Regions from separate parts of the Homo sapiens genome. Here region 2 is linked to region 1. The links are chromatin loops, found by intact Hi-C in ENCODE. Cell type or tissue: dorsolateral prefrontal cortex. All regions are shown on one strand. Links, peaks and the distances in the headings refer to the core of each region. The heading gives the core; the rest is flanking DNA.

Region 1 (8,340 bases), core at 130-8,129:
CAAATCTTGACTAGTTTTCCCCCAGTAGCACTGCGTTTCTGTTCGTCAGCCAGTTAATGTTAACACCATTACCTGGCATTTATAGTTCACTTGGCCTTCCAGAATTGGTATTGTGATTCCTGTTTAGCTTTTAAAATCTCAGAGAAGTCACATTATTTGAAATTTTATGCATACATAAAACATGTCATAGTTATATTTTTTTACTGCAAATTTGCATTAAATGTGAACTTCATTGTATTTTTTAAAAATTTCCAGATTATTTTCATGAACAAATTTGAATTCAAAGGTTCATGCTCTTTTCTCTCTCTTTCTCTGTTTTCTTTCTTTCTCTCTTTTAAAAAGTTCTTCTAAATTTTTAATTGTGGTAAAATACATATAACATTTACAATCTTAACAATTTTTTTTCTTCTCTTTTTTTTTTTTTTTTTTTTGAGATGGAGTCTTGCTCTATCGCTCAGGCTGGAGTGCAGTGGTGCAATCTCAGCTCACTGCAAACTCTGCCTCCCAGGTTCATGCCATTCTCCTGCCTCAGCCTCCAGAGTTGGTGGGACTACAGGCGCCTGCCACCATGCCTGGCTAATTTTTTGTATTTTTAGTAGAGATGGGGTTTCACCGTGTTAGCCAGGATGATCTCAATCTCCTGACCTCATGATCTGCCCGTCTTGGCCTCCCAAAGTGCTGGGATTACAGGTGTGAGCCACCACGCCTGGCCTGCTTTGTTACTTTTTATTGATGACAGGCTGTGTAAAGAAAATTGTAGGGCTCTGAATGATGTCATTTTCTTCTGGTGTAGATTTAGTTTTTTCTGGCATGAGGATCACCTTGACTGGTTCATACTAGTCAATTTCTGTTTTTCCCCCTTTACTCTTAGGTCATAGAACTTTCGTTGGTCTCAACTAAAAGTATTGGTTGTTTACAAGGGCTTCTCCCAGTTGGTGGGTTTGAACTCTGGTTTTTCTCCCCAGGACTATGAGACTACTAAAGTCTTTGCCTTGGTGGACGCTTTTTTTGTTTGGTTCCTCCTTGTCTGATCCCAAACATTCAGTTTAGGTATCAGTCAATGCCTTGAGGGGTAACAGCACATGGAATTTAAATTGACTTCTGTTGAGTTCTTCTCTTCTGTGATCCTGAATCAATCTCAATCCATGGCTAGGTTGCCAGCCTTGAATTTCTAGCTTTTTGTCCTCCCAGCCTAATGAATGCTGTAAGTTCCATGCTGCTGGTTTCTGTTTGGCTTCTATGACACACAATGTGAACTGGAAAATTCTATAAGAAGGCAAAGCACCAGCAAATGTATGGCTGCCCTCCTCTGTGTCCCTTCACTCTGGATCCTGGTACTTTAAATCCTGGCTGTATTGGTTGCTCTCTGATGTCCCACAACAATTTTTAAAAGTATTTTCTCCAACTTTTATAATTTTTCTTAAAGGGAGGGTTAGTCTGATTTACTCTGTCAGCGAATTGCCTACCTTTATTTAAGCTGCTAAATTTTAGAGGCTCAAAGGAGGTTCTGAAATGACCCTGGGTAGGTGATCAGAGAAGAGTTATAATAGTGGCAAATTGATCATTCCTGGGCCCCAATCTAGAGATGCTGTTTCAGCAGGTCTGGAATGGGGCACAGAAATTTACGTATTTTAAAATATACTTAGGAGATTCTGATGCATATCCAGGTAGATCACGATCTCTGAAAATGTGTCCGAGGAACACTTGTGCCATTAACACCTAGGGCACTTGCTAACACTTCGTCTAAGCCACTATCATTTCTTACCTAGATTATTATTATCCTTCTTTCATACCTTTGTCTCTTTCTTTTAAACATAAATCAGACCATGTTATTTTCTTGCTCAAAAACTTTCATTGGCTTACCATCTTCTTTGGAGTAAAAAAGGTAAATATGGGGGAAGATCTGGACATGGTTCTTTTCCTCACCCCTTCAGATCTCTGACCAAACTTCAGAGACCTTCCCAGACACCCTCTATAAAACAGTAACTACACTACCTCAATCACTTTCAGCATACCTTAATCCTTCATTTCTTTTTCTTTATCACTCACACTGTCTTTCTCTGAGATGTCACATATTTACATTTCTCAAAAAAAACCTGTCTTTATTGAGGTATGATTGACCTAAAAAAGGCAGTGCATATTTAATGTATACAATTTAATGAGTTTGGAGTAAGTACACACCCATGAACTCCACAATTAATGCCACAAATATATCCATCACCTCCAAAGTTGCCTCAGCCCTCTTTTTTTGTGTGTGTGTTAAGAACACTTAACATAAGATTTACCCTGTTAGCACGTATTTAAGTATATGCCACAGTATGAGTAGCTATAGGCACTCTACTGTACAGAAGAGCTCTAGGACTTATTCATCTTGCATAACTGAAACTTTGCACTCTGACTAACTCTTCCCTGTTTTCTGCCCCCCTTATCCTTTGGCAACCACCATTATACTCCTTGCTTCTATGAGTTTAACTGTTTTTTTTTTTTTTTTTGAGACAGGGTATTGCTCTGTCACCCAGGCTGGAGTGCAGTGGCATGATCATGGCTCACTGCAGCCTCAATCTCCAGGGCTCAAGTAATCTTCCCACCTTGGCCTCCCAAAGTGCTAAGATTACAGGCGTGAGCCACTGTGCCCGGCCCAAGCTTAACTATTTTAACTATTCCCTTATATTAGTGAGATCATATAGTATTTGTCCCTTTGTGTCTGGCTTATTTCACTTAGCATAATGTCCTCTAAGTCCATCGATGTTGCCCAGATGGCAGGATTTCCTTCTTTTGTAAGGCTGAATAGTATTACATGTTGTATACATACCACACTTTATCCATTCATCCATCAATAAACATTGAAGCTGGCTATTGTGAATCGTGCTGTGGTAACATGGGAATGCAGACATTACCTCTTTAACATACTGATTTCAGTTCCTTTGTATATATACCCAGTAACGGGATTTCTGGATCATATGGTAGTTCTATTTTTAATTTTTTGAGGTATCTCCATACTGTTTTCCATGGTGGCTGTACCCATTTTCATTTCTACAACGGTGTACAAGGGTTCCCTTTTCTCCATATTATCACTAACACTTGTTGTCTTTTGCTTATGATGGCAGCCATTCTAACAGATGTGAGGTGGTATCTCACTGTAGTTTTGATTTGCATTTCACTAATGATTAGTGATGCTGAGCATCTTTTCATATACCTATTGGCCATTTGTATGTCTTCTTTGGAGAAATGTCTATTCAGGTCCTTTGACCACATGTTTTTTTTAATTGTCTGTGTTCAGCCACTGTAGGCAAATGTTTCATTAAAAGAAAATGTAAGTTCAAGGCATTTGCAGCCTACAAGAAATTTTAGTTTCTGAGATTTTCCCTTGAGGACTGGTCCAGCCTGAACGATAAGGTCTTGGAGAGGGAACGTGGAGAAGCACAGACTGCATATATGTCTCACTAACTAGGAGTTTTACAGCCTCCTCCACAGGAATCTGTTCTTTGGGGACCAGCTGGTTATTTTGCATGCTCAGTCAAATAGCAGAGGTATCTGAGAAGTGCCGAGAGTGTGCCTGTTCCCAAAGCATCGCTGGTCCACAGGGCCCCTGGCCAACTTGCTAGATTCACAGTGAAGTGATTCTGAGCTCTATGACAAAGGTGAAGATGGAAGTGGCAAAGACAGAGATGACTGACAGCCTCCATTTATGTCTGGATACTAAGATGGCAAGTGAAGCAGTCTGGCTACTTAGGAAGGACGGACCTTCTGAACCTCTGCACATTTCCTTCCAACCTGAAACAGCCTCTCCATATCAGAAACCACTCTTCCTATTCTAAAGAGTCCATTAAAATATTGCATGGAATAAATCTACTCTGAATACTTTTGTTTGTGATAGTCCACTTAACCCAGTGAGGTTACACACTAGGTTTTTTTTTTTGAAGCAGAAAGACCCCATAGGACCATCCCTTGCAAAATGTGATTTTTTTGCGATGGACGTAGGAGATGAAGAGCAAGCTGGAGATGGGCTCTAATGACAGCTGTTAGTACTGAAATGGAATAGGCGGCTCAGGAAAGTGTCAACCTTCTGCTTTAAGAAAGCACATCCCTCCGCAAAACAGAGGGAAACAGCGCTCAGCTCTTGTTCAACAGGTACCAGAAAATAACAGCTGCTGGGCTCTCACTTCTATGTTCCTGCTTTTTCACAACTTCCACATCAGCAATGATTGGTTTGAGTTTCACTAAACTGTCAAGAGATGAACCAGGAATACATTTGTATAACACATGATCCAACAGCATTTATATCCCAGAGTGGAGAAGACACAGCAGAGTGTGTGGACCTTTACTTGGCTCCTTTAAAAGAAGTTGGAACTCAGACTCAGTGGGAACAGTGGAGCAACACCAGATCTGAGGGTGCCCGTCAGAGTCCCAGAATGGGACTCCACAGCTGTGGCAGGTGTCTGTGTTCATCTGCTGGCTGGCCTGGCTTTCTTCCTCAGGGGTGGTTATTTATTTAGGGCTTTGCAGTGGTAGAAAGGAGTATATTTAGCTCGCTATGAAAAAGAATTTTCAAATAATTGTTTAACAAGAAAAGCAGCTGAGATTTCAAAGCTGGGCTTGCTTTTGTACCCCCACACCACATTTCAGGGATCTAGGATTCTAACAGTGTGGAAAGACAACCAATGAAAATTCCAAACATTTGATGAGATTTCCTGAAGACCTTGGGCGAGCAGCACTCCCTCTCAAGCTCAGCCTGGCTCCCGTGCTTGCAATCGAGAGACTGACACTTGAGAACTGGCCTGACCAATGTGCTCTTTGCATTTGTCACCATGAAAGGGAATGGAAATTGGGTACACATCCGTGGGCAGAATGGCAATCTTCAAAGCCCAAGCTTCGCAAGGCAGCAATGCAGTATCCAATGAGCTATCTCACAGAGCTACCCCACAGATATTCAAGAACGTGTAATGGGATAGTTTAATTACCCTATGGGAATTCCAAAAGGCTTTCAGCCCAACTGTAGTCCCTTCGTCACTCATGTTAATGTCACCTGCTGTCCTTGGCCTTTCTCAGAGGAGCAGGAACAATATCTTGTCCTAGTGATCTGTCACTAAAGCAGGCTGCAGGAACACAGAGCTGCCATCACAGGGCCCAGCTGGGACAGCGAGGCACTGAGATGGGCAACCTTCCTCGCTAGACAATCATGACATTTCTCTGCATCTGGCTGAACTCAGTTTCTGCCTCAGGCCCCGTGGGCTTCAGAAATTTGCAGATATCCCCTTGCTGCTGTCTCCTTCATGGAGTTACTGGCTCTCTCCTCTTCCATGGCTTTCTCTTTGACTTTGGGTTCCCCCCCCAGGCACCCTGTAAATCTGCCCCCATAATATTCTGTGCCTCCCTCCCTCCCACCTCCACAGAGCTCTATCATGACTGTTTACATAGCTGTCTCTCCTAGCAGAGCACGATCTCTTCCTGGAAGAAGGAGCCTGTGTCTCAGTCACCTTTGTACCTTCCAGCATCTAGGATAGTGCACAATCCAAAAGTGGCAGTCAGGAAATATTTGTGAATAAATGAGCGGAACTCAGCGCTTGACGTTTAGGCAGATTTTGCCAACGTCAGCACATTTATACTGCCAGAAAGTTTAGCAAGTGGGTATCTTAAAACTGTGAACTATCAGTTGGCAGGGACGTCAGAGCTCCGACTTCCGTACTTTAGATGTAGGAAAGCTCTGGCATGGATGTGATGCATTCTGCCCAGGGTGATGGGGAGCTAGTTAGTAGCAGGGCTGAGTCTAGAACTAGGGGCTCCTGATTCAATTCCCCACTCTCTGCATTTATTTTAGTGAAGCCTTAATTGTGGCTGATGTGCTGGGTAAAGTGGAACAATCTTTACCAGAAAGAGAGTCGCTGCCCACCTACTCTGCTGGCCGAGACAGAGCCAGGAAACAGAGCCAAGCCTGTTGCAATGGTGGTTCCTTCGTTGCTTCGGCTCAACGCTGTCGAGGGACCTGTGTGGAGTGCTGAGCCTAAGGAACCTGCCTCCCTGGGTGTTGCAGGAAAGGGTATGTGGATTTGGGGTTTATTCCCTGCAACTAATTATGCAGATGTGTAGGCAATGCTCTTTGCTATTTTCAGGAGCTGTGTTAAAACTATTTAAAGACATGGGCATAGATTTGTCTTTAGAAAAGAAACATTCAGGGGAATTATCCCAAGGGCTCTCCCTCTGGCTTATGATTTATGCTTTTAGAAAACAGCCTCCTTCAAACTGAAGAGACATAACGACTTGTGGAATTCAGCATCAAATGAACAGGCTGTGTTTTCCTGGTCTCAAACCTGGAGTAAGACGAAGATGACCCCAATTCAACAGCTTTTGAAAAATCAGGATCATTCCTAAAGAGAACAGTTTTATGAAAGTTGAAATTAAAGGTTGTTATATCTCAAGGGCAAGAATGCTTATGGATGGGGTCAACTCCATAATGTGCCTTTTTGGATAACACTGATTTCTATTAATTGGAAAGCTTTTCAAGGCCAGCCCCAGGAGACTGGTGTGTCTGGGTGCACTGGTTTTGAAGGCAGATGTGCTGTTTGGGTATGTCTGTCTCTCTTTCTCTCTTCCTCACACACACAGCCAGAACTGCCTACATCCAGACCAACAGCATAGACTTTAGAGCTGGATGGATTTCCATGGCACATGCTGATGGCTTCTTGTAAATATAATTTAGATTTGACTAACCATCTAAATGTGTGCTCCCTGGCCCTGCATGTGATGCGGATCAGAGACATGCATAGTTCACCCTTGAAGACGACACAGAGATTCAAGGATTCAAAATGGGTTGACAGAAAGTTATCCTTGTTTTTGGATGTTTTCCCAGCATAGAGAAAGCTCCTGGGTACAGCTGAGCTCCGGCTCTCAGTTCCTCGCCTCCTAGACTCAGGCTTGCACCCCGGAAGCTGCCATCCTCAGGGCTCCTGCCTGCTCCAGAGGCTTCCCGACAGGCCTTCCTAGTTCCCATCTTGCTGTGATTCTTGTTTATGGCTCCTTTCTGTGCACTTGGAGTCTATGGACACCCAGTGACAGTCAGCTCTAGCTGTGAGAGAGGTAGTCTATCTTTTCTAGAAAAAGTGGAGCTTTTCAAAATAAAGTTACTCTCATCTGCCTATGGCATCAGAGGGGTCTGGAGGCAGGATCTTGCTCGAGTGCCCTTTTTGGGAACCGGATAATGAGTCTTAGACATCATAAGTCTAAAAATGAATTAGCTGTAATCTCTGGGTGTCAGTTGTTTTCTTCATTTGTGAAATGAAGGGCCAGGTCCAATGGCCTCTAGGATCCTTTCACAGTCAAAAATCAGTGAATATGAGATTCAAATCCTGATAACTTGAAAATCTAAAGCTGGAAGTACCTTTCTGGAGGAGAGGCCCAGGCCTGGAGAAAACATCACTGTTGAAGGGCCCTAGTTTGGGAGGTGGCAGGAGGACAGGTCCCGCCTGCACTATGCTTCCTCTCTGTTCATGGCAGGGAACTGACAGTTCATAAGAACAAGGGCAACTCTAAACAGCAGCAAAGCTTCTCACCGAGCATATTAAAACCACCCTAGTATGAGCCCCAGGGCCCTTTCCCATTCCAAGACAGAACATTTGGGGGTGACATACACCCATGGGTGGGATTCTAACATTTATCATTTATTCCAGACCCCAGGATGCCCCAACAGGCACCACAATTGTTTTAGTCATTTCTTGGTAACAGTTCTGGAGCCAGATGGTTAACCCATTTATGCTGGAGGTTGAGATTTTTTGAATTTAATTTGAATTTAAAAATCAGACATTGGCGATGACCTTGAGCAGTAGGATATAAATAACTCCGACATGCTTGGCGTTCCAATAATGGAACACTAGGCATAAGTGGGTCAAGGGAGTCAAAATCTTCCCTGACCATGTTGTCTATGCAAGCCCAGAATCAAGACCCTGCTGATCTGTAGAGGGCCACTGCTGAGAGGCCAGATGGCCTCCCTGCTGTCCTTAGCCAGGTTTGCAAGAGATCAACTGCCTCACACATTGCTTTCCTTGCATGATTCTCAATGTGCTGGGCTGCCAGAACTTGGCACAAAAGGCAGCAGATAGGCACTGCAGCAGTGTTTATAGGAGTGGATGCATCAAAGCCTTACAAATCTCTGCTCCCTCACTCCAAGATGCAGAAGCACATGCTACCACCAGTCCTGCAACCAAACCCAGACACGTGCAGTCCAGGCGTGGTGAGCTATGGTTTCCCTGGAGCTAAGACAGTCAGGGATCTGCCGCTGCCACTCTTGACCTCTTGATCCCGTTACTCTCATCCCATCTCAGTCTGGTGCTTCTTTTTTGTCTTCTG
Region 2 (8,340 bases), core at 161-8,160, 150 kb after region 1:
AGAAGCTCAGGACTGGGAAGTCACTTTGTCTAATTTCCTACCTCATGTTGAAATCCTGTTCACAATGTCCCCCATGGGTATTTTATGTCCCCAAGGGGCCCTGTAATGTTCCATCTTCACTCAAACAGCAGAGAGGGAACCCTGTGTCAGGACTTGGTTCTCCCCTTTTCCATCCACACAGATTCCGTCATTGATTTCATTCATTTATGTGCCAATGACTCCTACATGTGTGTTCCCACCTGCACTCTCCTGTGTGCTCCAGTAGAGCCAACCACTGATTTGACATCTTCACTTGGATGACTAAGTCTTAAACTTCACATATACTAAATAGAACCATTAATCTCTGCTCCCATTCCATCCCCTGCCCCCACCTCATGCCCCTACATGTTTTCCCATCACAGGAAATGGCACCAGTCTCCATCCAGTTGCTCAAGCTAAAAACCTAGGAGTCAATTTCTTTTTTTTCCTCTTCCCTCATATCCAGTTCATCAGTACATTCTGTCATATCTATCTCCAAGCAATATCTTTAATCCATTCACTTCTCCCCATCTCCATTGCCACCATCTTAGTTCAAATCACCTGCTTAGATAATTTATAACTGGTCTCCCTGCTTTCGTTTTTGTCAAACCACCATCTATACTTTGTAAAGCAGCCAGAGTGATCTTAAAATGTAAATCGAGTGATGTCTCTTTTCTAAATAAATCATCAGTGTTTCATGATACACTGTTGTAAAAATTCCCTCCCATCCTACAGAGCCCAGCATGACGTGGCTCTCCCTGCCTCTCTAGATGTGATATGCCATTCTCCTCCTGTCCTTTTGAGGTATAGATTTTCTGTCTCTAGTTTAACATCAAGAGGAAACTGTTGAACAGGGTTTCATAATGACAGCTTCAGAGTTCAAGCTAGTGAGCTAGCATAGACTGTTGCTCTTTCCCTGCAAAACAGCTCTGGAAGAATAAAGGTAAAGAAGTGAAAAAATGAAAATGAAAACAAAGCAGTGAGAAATGGCTGAAAAGTCTGAAGTCCATCTTGAGTGCGTGTGGATAAGCATCAAGAAGACAGCTGTAGACAAAGTGAAGGAGGTCAGAGGAAAGCTCTCCCTGCTCTTGCCTTTTCGCTTCATGTCTTAGGCAGATATCTTCCACCTGGAGGTCTGCAGGAAGAGCCCAGCCCCAGGTGTGTACAGGAAGGGATAACTTGGCAGTGCCAAACCTTGCCGGGGTGAATCTTTGAAGACCAGTGAGTGCTGATCAGCCCCTCCTTGGACAATCACTCTCTCTTTCTCTCCCCTTCTTGCCGTTATAATCAGTGAGTTACAGTTCAGGGAACCTGACTCCTCCCACTGTGGCCCTCCCTAAGGCAGCATTTCTCAAAATGTGGTCCCAAGACCAACAGCATCTGCATCACCGGTGGACTTGTTAGAGATGCCAATCACCAGGTCCATCCTGAACAAGCCACTCAAGAGACTCTGGGGGTGGAACCCAGCACTCTGTACTGTAATAAGCTCTCCGGTCATTCAGATTCACAATGAAGCTTGAAAACCACGCCTCTAAGGGTCTGAAAGTAAAAACCTGAGCAGGAGAGTGGTAGGGACCAAAAGTGGGTCTTCTGATGCACAGGCTCCTGGCTGCCCTCAGAGTTTATTCCTCAACCTGATCCTGAAATTCTCCGGTACTAAGCTGACTTTTGGCCCTTTATCCAAAAAATTACCAGAGTAACCGATTCTCCCAAAGAAACATGAGCTTACAGGTCAAAATAACTTCATAACTGAGGAGTACACATGCTATAAATGAAAGACAAAAAACAGAACCATCCAAAGCAGAGATATTACAACAGAAGCACAAAAAGATTTAAAATAAGTATAACTCTACTTAAAAAGATAAATATGAAGCAATAATATGAAACATAAAGAATTATGTACAAATATTACATATGATACAATAACAGGTGAAACAAAAAACACAGTAAATTGGATAAACAGCAAGTTGGATGCAGAAAATATAAAAGAAAGCTAAGAGATGTGAGGGAGAGAAGAATTACCAATATTTTACACTATGATTTCCAACAGGACAAAAAAAAAAAAAAAAGAAAATAGAAAGGGCAAACTATGTAATTTCCCAGAATTAAAGGGTGTCAAATAGGAGAGATAAGGTAAGTCCATCCTTTAATACAGTAAAACTTACCAACATTAAAGACAAAGTGAAAATTCTAAAGTCTCTTCAGAAAGAAAGCAGATTACTCACCAAGGAACTAGAATGAAATGATATCAGGAGTCACAGTAGCAGCACTGGGTGTAAAAAAAGACAGTGAAATAAGATTTTCCAATATCTTTGAACCTATAATTTTATACTCAGCTAAACTGTCATCTGAATCTGAAGCAAACCTCTCATCCACAAGATCTCAGTTTTTTCACACTAAGACACCAAAACACATAGAAAAAAGTCTTCATTAAAAAGAGCAGAAAAATCATATTGATACTGAAAGACATATGGAAAGAAAGATGAGGCCGGGCACGGTGGCTCATGCCTGTAATCCCAGCACTTTGGGAGGCCGAGGCGGGTGGATTACCTGAAGTCGGGAGCTGGAGACCAGCCTGACAAACATGGAGAAACCCCGTCTCTACTAAAAATACAAAATTAGCCAGGCGTGGTGGCACATGCCTGTAATCCCAGCTACTTGGGAGGCTGAGGCAGGAGAATCACTTGAACCCGGGAGGTGGAGGTTGCAGTGAGTGGGAGGTGGAGGTTGCAGTGAGCAGAGATCACACCATTGCATTCCAGCCTGGGCAACAAGAGCGAAACTCCGTCTCCAGAAAAAAAAAAAAAAAAAAAAAAAAGAGCAAATATCTTGGTAACTTTTATTTTAGATTAAAAAATGGCTAGGCTCAAAGAAAAGAAAGTGTATCCATAAAAATTAAAAACTAAAAATTAGGCAATAGTAATATCATGGAAATGAAGCTGGATAGGAGAGACTGAAGGGATGTCAGAACATGCTAAAATATTTGTCTTGTGAGGTGAGAGAGACAGATATTGATAAGTTTAAAGAATGAATGGAGATTCTAAGTTTAGTGATAGTTATATTATTCCATCAGAAGAACATGAAGAAAATTTATGCAGTGGAATTCAGGAGAGACAAAAAATACATTAAATGAAAAATAGAAAACAAAATTGCAGAAACCAGTTATAAAATTACAGTTGCCACCAGTAATTAAAATGATTAAATTTTAAACCTCTAGAAATTACCAGATTAAAAAGAAGAAAAAAAGATCCACCTACATGTTGTTTATAAAGAGGTTCAATTAAAACAAAAATGATGTAAAAAGGTTGAAAGTTAAAAGTTGAAAAAGATTCCGCATGCAAATACAGTTAGAAAGCTGGGGTATAATCTTAATAGGTGACAAGATACAATGATCATAAATACAAAGAAAGGACAGTATACATAATAAAGGAAAAAAGAGAAAGATGATATGATCGTCATAAACATATACACTTGTCCCATGGTATCCCTGGGGGATTGGTTCCAGGACCCACTGAGGATACCAAAATCACAGATGCTCTAGCCCCGGTATAAAATGGTGTAGTATTTGCATATAACCCATGCATATCTTCTGTATACTGTAAATAATCTCTAGATTACTTATAATACCTAATACAGTGTAAATGTTGTACTGTATTGTTTAGGGAATAATGACAAGAAAAAAAAGTCTATACAGGTTCAATATAGAGACAACCATCATTTTTTTCCCGAATATTTTTGATCCGTGGTTGTTGGAGTCCACGGCTCATGGATATGGAGTACTGACTGCATGTCTCTAACAACTCAGCCTCAGAAAATGAAGAGAAGCAATAGACTGAACCACAGGGAGAAAAAAGATTCCTAACTGAAGATGGATATTAAAATAGCTTTTTCAGAAACTGATCAAGCAGAAAAAAAGAAGCAGATATACTAAAGATCTGAAGACTGTGTTGGATGACTAGTTAAATTCAAAATACTCCAGAGCTTCCCCCAATAGCATGATCCAGTTAGGTCAAAACTCACTTCAATATGAGACTAGGATGACATCCAAAGTGGATTTTGTTCCTGAAAGTACTAGAAGAGTCTATTATAATGCAGTACCACTCACAGCGGGACAGTGCGGTAAAAACTTCAAAACTGGTATCACCCTGAGGTTCCAAGGAATTTCCTCAGGATACAGTGAAAACCCTCAGGGCTGCTGTGATGAAAGTTAGTCCTGAGCCTTGCGCTGTTTAATATTTCCTTTGTTAACCTGGAGGATACTACAATTGTTCAAAAAGAACACAGTGAATATCACACAGAAAGATCAGTGCTGCGGAGAAGATGATTATTATCAAGAGAATGACACAGCACTACACATGCTATTTCCTACAGCTGGCACACTCCTCTCCCTGCTCCCACACCACGTATTCCTTGTCCTCTTGGCTGACCATCTCTGTTCTCTGTGCAACTTCATCATACTGTCTATTGGACACCCCTCTATCCTTATACTTATCACCCCGCACAATATTTATTTGTTTTCACACGAGTCTCATCCATTAGACTCTAAGTCCATGAGAAAGGGGGCCCTGATTTATTCATCTCTGTATCCCCACAGTCTAGCAAAGTATCTTAGTAGATATTTATTAAGTGAATCAGAAACTCATGAAAGAAAAAAAATCTGTTTAACTGCTACAAGAATTACAAGATTTAAAATAGTTGCCTAGCAGGTGCTAATTTCGCTTCTAAATAAAAATATATGTCTGAACAACCCATAGACCATAAATACTCACCTAAAAACAAACAGCAAAGACACACATGGCTGGAGGATTCAATGATGAAAGCCATCAGTGAGAGGTAGAAATAATATGCTGCAAAGAATTACCAAATGGAACCACCATTCCATCATGAGAAGTCATGAAGGACCTTTTCTTCGAAGGAGTTGTGTGTTTATTAGTGGCTTTAGAGATGTTCCCTAACCCCCTTGCATTTACAACTGCATCCTGCACCTGCCCTTGGAAACTGAGGACACCCTGCAGTCAGCCCTGCACATCCCAAGAGCACCGACACTCAACAGGCAACTATGGAGCATCTCTGTGTTTCCTGTGCAGGGTGTTAGAACTGAGAAGCACTGGGAGAGGTATTTAGTACACAGGAAGCTTATAGCTTCATTCAAGAATGGGCATGTGCTTCACACTGCGTGGTGCCATCTCCCCTGCTACACCCCGTCTCACTTTTCAGAATCTCTTTCCCTGGAGTACCAGCATTCATCCTTCACTGCGCAGTGGCAGGCAGTGGGACACCTTCTTTCTTGTGCTCTCTTGGCTACCTTAGACTGAGCTGCTAAGCCATTCCTATATCCCTAGGGGCACTGCTCAAGTTACCCTGTGACCCCTGTAAACAAGAGATCCCTCCATCATATGACCCAGCCATCCCACTTCTGGGTATTTATCCTAAAGGAAATGAAGTCAGCAACTCATAGCAATGTCTGCAACCCCCATGTTCATTGCAACATCATTTACAATAGCCAAGATACGGAATAAACCTAAATGTTTATCAATACATGATGAATGGATAAGGAAATTGTGTCATAAATACATGACCTTTTCTTATGCCATCCATGTCAACATGGATAAACCTGGAGGACATTGTGCTAAGTGAAATAAGCCAGGCACAGAACAGCAAATACCAGATGTTGTCACTTATACATGGAATCAAAAAGAGTCAAATTTGGCTGGGCGTGGTGGCTCATGTCTGTAATCCCAGCAGTCCGAGGGATGGCCGAGGCAGGTGGATCACCTGAGGTCAGGAGTTCAGACCAGCCTGGCCAATTTGGTGAATCCCCGTCTCTACTAAAAATACAAAAAATTAGCCGGGCATGATGGTGTGCACCTATAATCCCAGCTACTTGGGAGGCTGAGGCAGGAGAATCGCTTGAACCTGGAAGGCGGAGATTGCAATGAGCCAAAATCACGCCACTGCACTCCAGCCTGGGCCACAAGAGTGAGCCTTTATCTCAAAAAAAAAAAAAAAAAGAAAAGAAAAGAAAAGAGTCAAACTCATAGAAGCAGAGAGAACAGTGGTTCCCAGAGGTAGAGTCAGGGAGAGTAGGGACAAAGGGTACAAAGAGTAGGGACGTAGCTTAAAGGGTACAGAGTTGCAGTTAGATAGGATGAAGAAATCTAGAGGTCTAAAGTACAGCATGAGGATGATAAGTTAATAATATTGTGCCTATACCGAACAGGTTCTAAGAAAGCAGATTTTAGGTGCTCTGACCATAAGAAAAGGTAACTGAGTGAGGTGACGGATATGTTAATTTGCTTGACTGTAATAATCATTTCACTATGTATATGCATATCAAAACATCATGTTGTACACCTTAAATATATATAATTAAAAATGATAAATAAAATATGTCACAGTTCACCAGAGTGAATAGAGATTTCCCCATACTGACTATATAACTCAATCTTTTAATGAGAGTTACATATTTGGCCATGTGACCCTGGTGAGATCAGATACCTTGAATCTGAAACATGGTAAACATCATGATGACCAACTCTATGGGAAAAGGGCCATATTTAATACACTGGCCCCATTGGATTTGTAAGACCTCCAACCATAGGGTCCCCCCATATAGCGACACATCATGCGTTTTTTTTTTGAGGCTGGCATGAGTTTTATCAAAGGCACAGAGCCTGACCCCACTTCCCAATACCAAACTGTTTTTCACCAAATGCCCCTGGGCAGTAAATATTTCCATTTAATGAAAATGAAACTCCTTTTTTTGAGCAAGCATAACGTCTAATTCCAACAGGCTGCTCTGCACCCCGAAACCCTTTCCAGAGGTCTCAGTCATTCACTGCAGCAGCCCTCTCCACCGCAGTGGACAAAACGGCTCTATTCCTAGTCTCCCAGGCTGCTCAGGGCCGTGGGCATGAGCTCCTTTCTTGTTCATGAACAGCATCTCACCAGAGCCTGGGGAAGCCAACCTTTAGTGCAAAGAGTCCAAGAGTCCACTGATTAGTTCCATGGTCTAAACATCTTTTTTTTCGTAAGCTTTATTTATTATTCTCCCTGCAAACAGTTCCTACTTTAAATGAATTCTGCAAGAACAGAAGTGTTAAGTGCGATGTCATGTTGATGTCCTCCTACGCCCCTTGCACGCACTCAGAACCATGTCCTAGGTTGTAATCCTCTCTTTACTCTGCCTTCTAGTAGCATGAGCTTAGTCTTTCGATGATCTTCCTTCTTTCATTTAATAAATATTTACCAAGGGGCTACCATCTACCAGGCAGAGGGGGAGACAGTGGTGAAGAAGAGAGATGCACGCTTCGCTGCATCTAATGGGGGACAAAGGATAATTACAATACAGTGAAATAAGTGATATGTCAGTAAGGCACTTTGGGTGCTCTCAGTGGATGGCATGAGTGAGGAGGGCTGGCTGCCTTGAGGAAAAGATCCTAGGATGAGTAGGTGTTATCTAAGCAAAAGAGTTAGGGCTAAGGGCATACAGAAGGAGCCAGAGGAGTATTTTAGGCAAAAGGTTTAACATGGGCAAAGGTGTGGGAGGTAGAGAGGACTTAGCAAGTGGTCCGATGGGCAGAACTCTGATGTGAGCTGAAGCGAGTTCTCCAAAGATAAGCTAACATGGTGGGCTGAGTAGACCAGGAGGCCTTTGTGAAGTAGCTTGGAATTTCTCTGAAAAGGCAATGTAAAGCCACCGTTAGGAGGATAGATATCAGACTAAGTGTTCTTAGCACAAAACAAAATGCGCAAAAGAACACAAGGAAATTTTTGGAGGTGGTGGACATGTTTAGTACCTTGATTGTGGTGATGTCTACATACAGGTGTATGTATATATCCAAACTCATCAAGAAGTATGTACGAAATATGTGAAACTTTTTGTATACCAATTAACCCTTAGTAAAGTTTTAAAAAAGGGGGAGAAAGGGGAGTTGTTCACCATGCAGGACCTGTGAGGGGCAGGGTCTAGGGCCCGGGTCTCCACATGCACCATGTAGAGCTGGAGCCATACTGAACATTCCAAGAAGCTATTGAAAGGACATGACTCATTAGCTTATAAAACTCCCTAATTATCCCAAGTTTTACTTTTTCACTTATCATAGACCTTCTTATGGTAATATATTACCCAATAAAAATGCCAGGGAGGACACCATCTGCATGTCAAACAAGAAGAGGCTGACTGTCATTCTGCAGGGCCCATCCTCAGTGACTGCTTTGAAAAATGATCTTTGTTCCACTACATGGTCGCTCCATAATTAGATTGATACCCTGTGGAAAATGCCTAATGATAAATGTAATCTAGTCCAATTAACAGCTGCC

The links. A loop is a pair of places that touch in the nucleus more often than their neighbours do. Peaks named below come from ENCODE experiments on the same cell type or tissue, not always from the same donor. Only the 100,000 strongest peaks of a DNase experiment are listed, where the experiment ranks them.
Region 2: it touches region 1 in a loop (1.9-fold over the local background); 10 of 110 quality-filtered maps call a loop at or near these places.

What each region holds. Positions count from the first base shown.
Region 1 is chr1:234,291,896-234,300,235 of GRCh38, reverse strand. The region is part of intron 3 of SLC35F3 (solute carrier family 35 member F3); the gene reads right to left. Among named protein-coding and RNA genes, the nearest start is that of MIR4671, 10 kb to the left of the region's middle. In dorsolateral prefrontal cortex, for the core only: no CTCF peak of the experiment used is centred there; a DNase peak (open chromatin) is centred at 3,555; H3K27ac peaks cover 4,962 bases.
Region 2 is chr1:234,140,978-234,149,317 of GRCh38, reverse strand. All of the region lies in intron 2 of SLC35F3 (solute carrier family 35 member F3), which reads right to left. Among named protein-coding and RNA genes, the nearest start is that of SLC35F3-AS1, 130 kb to the left of the region's middle. In dorsolateral prefrontal cortex, for the core only: no CTCF peak of the experiment used is centred there; no DNase peak of the experiment used is centred there; H3K27ac peaks cover 515 bases.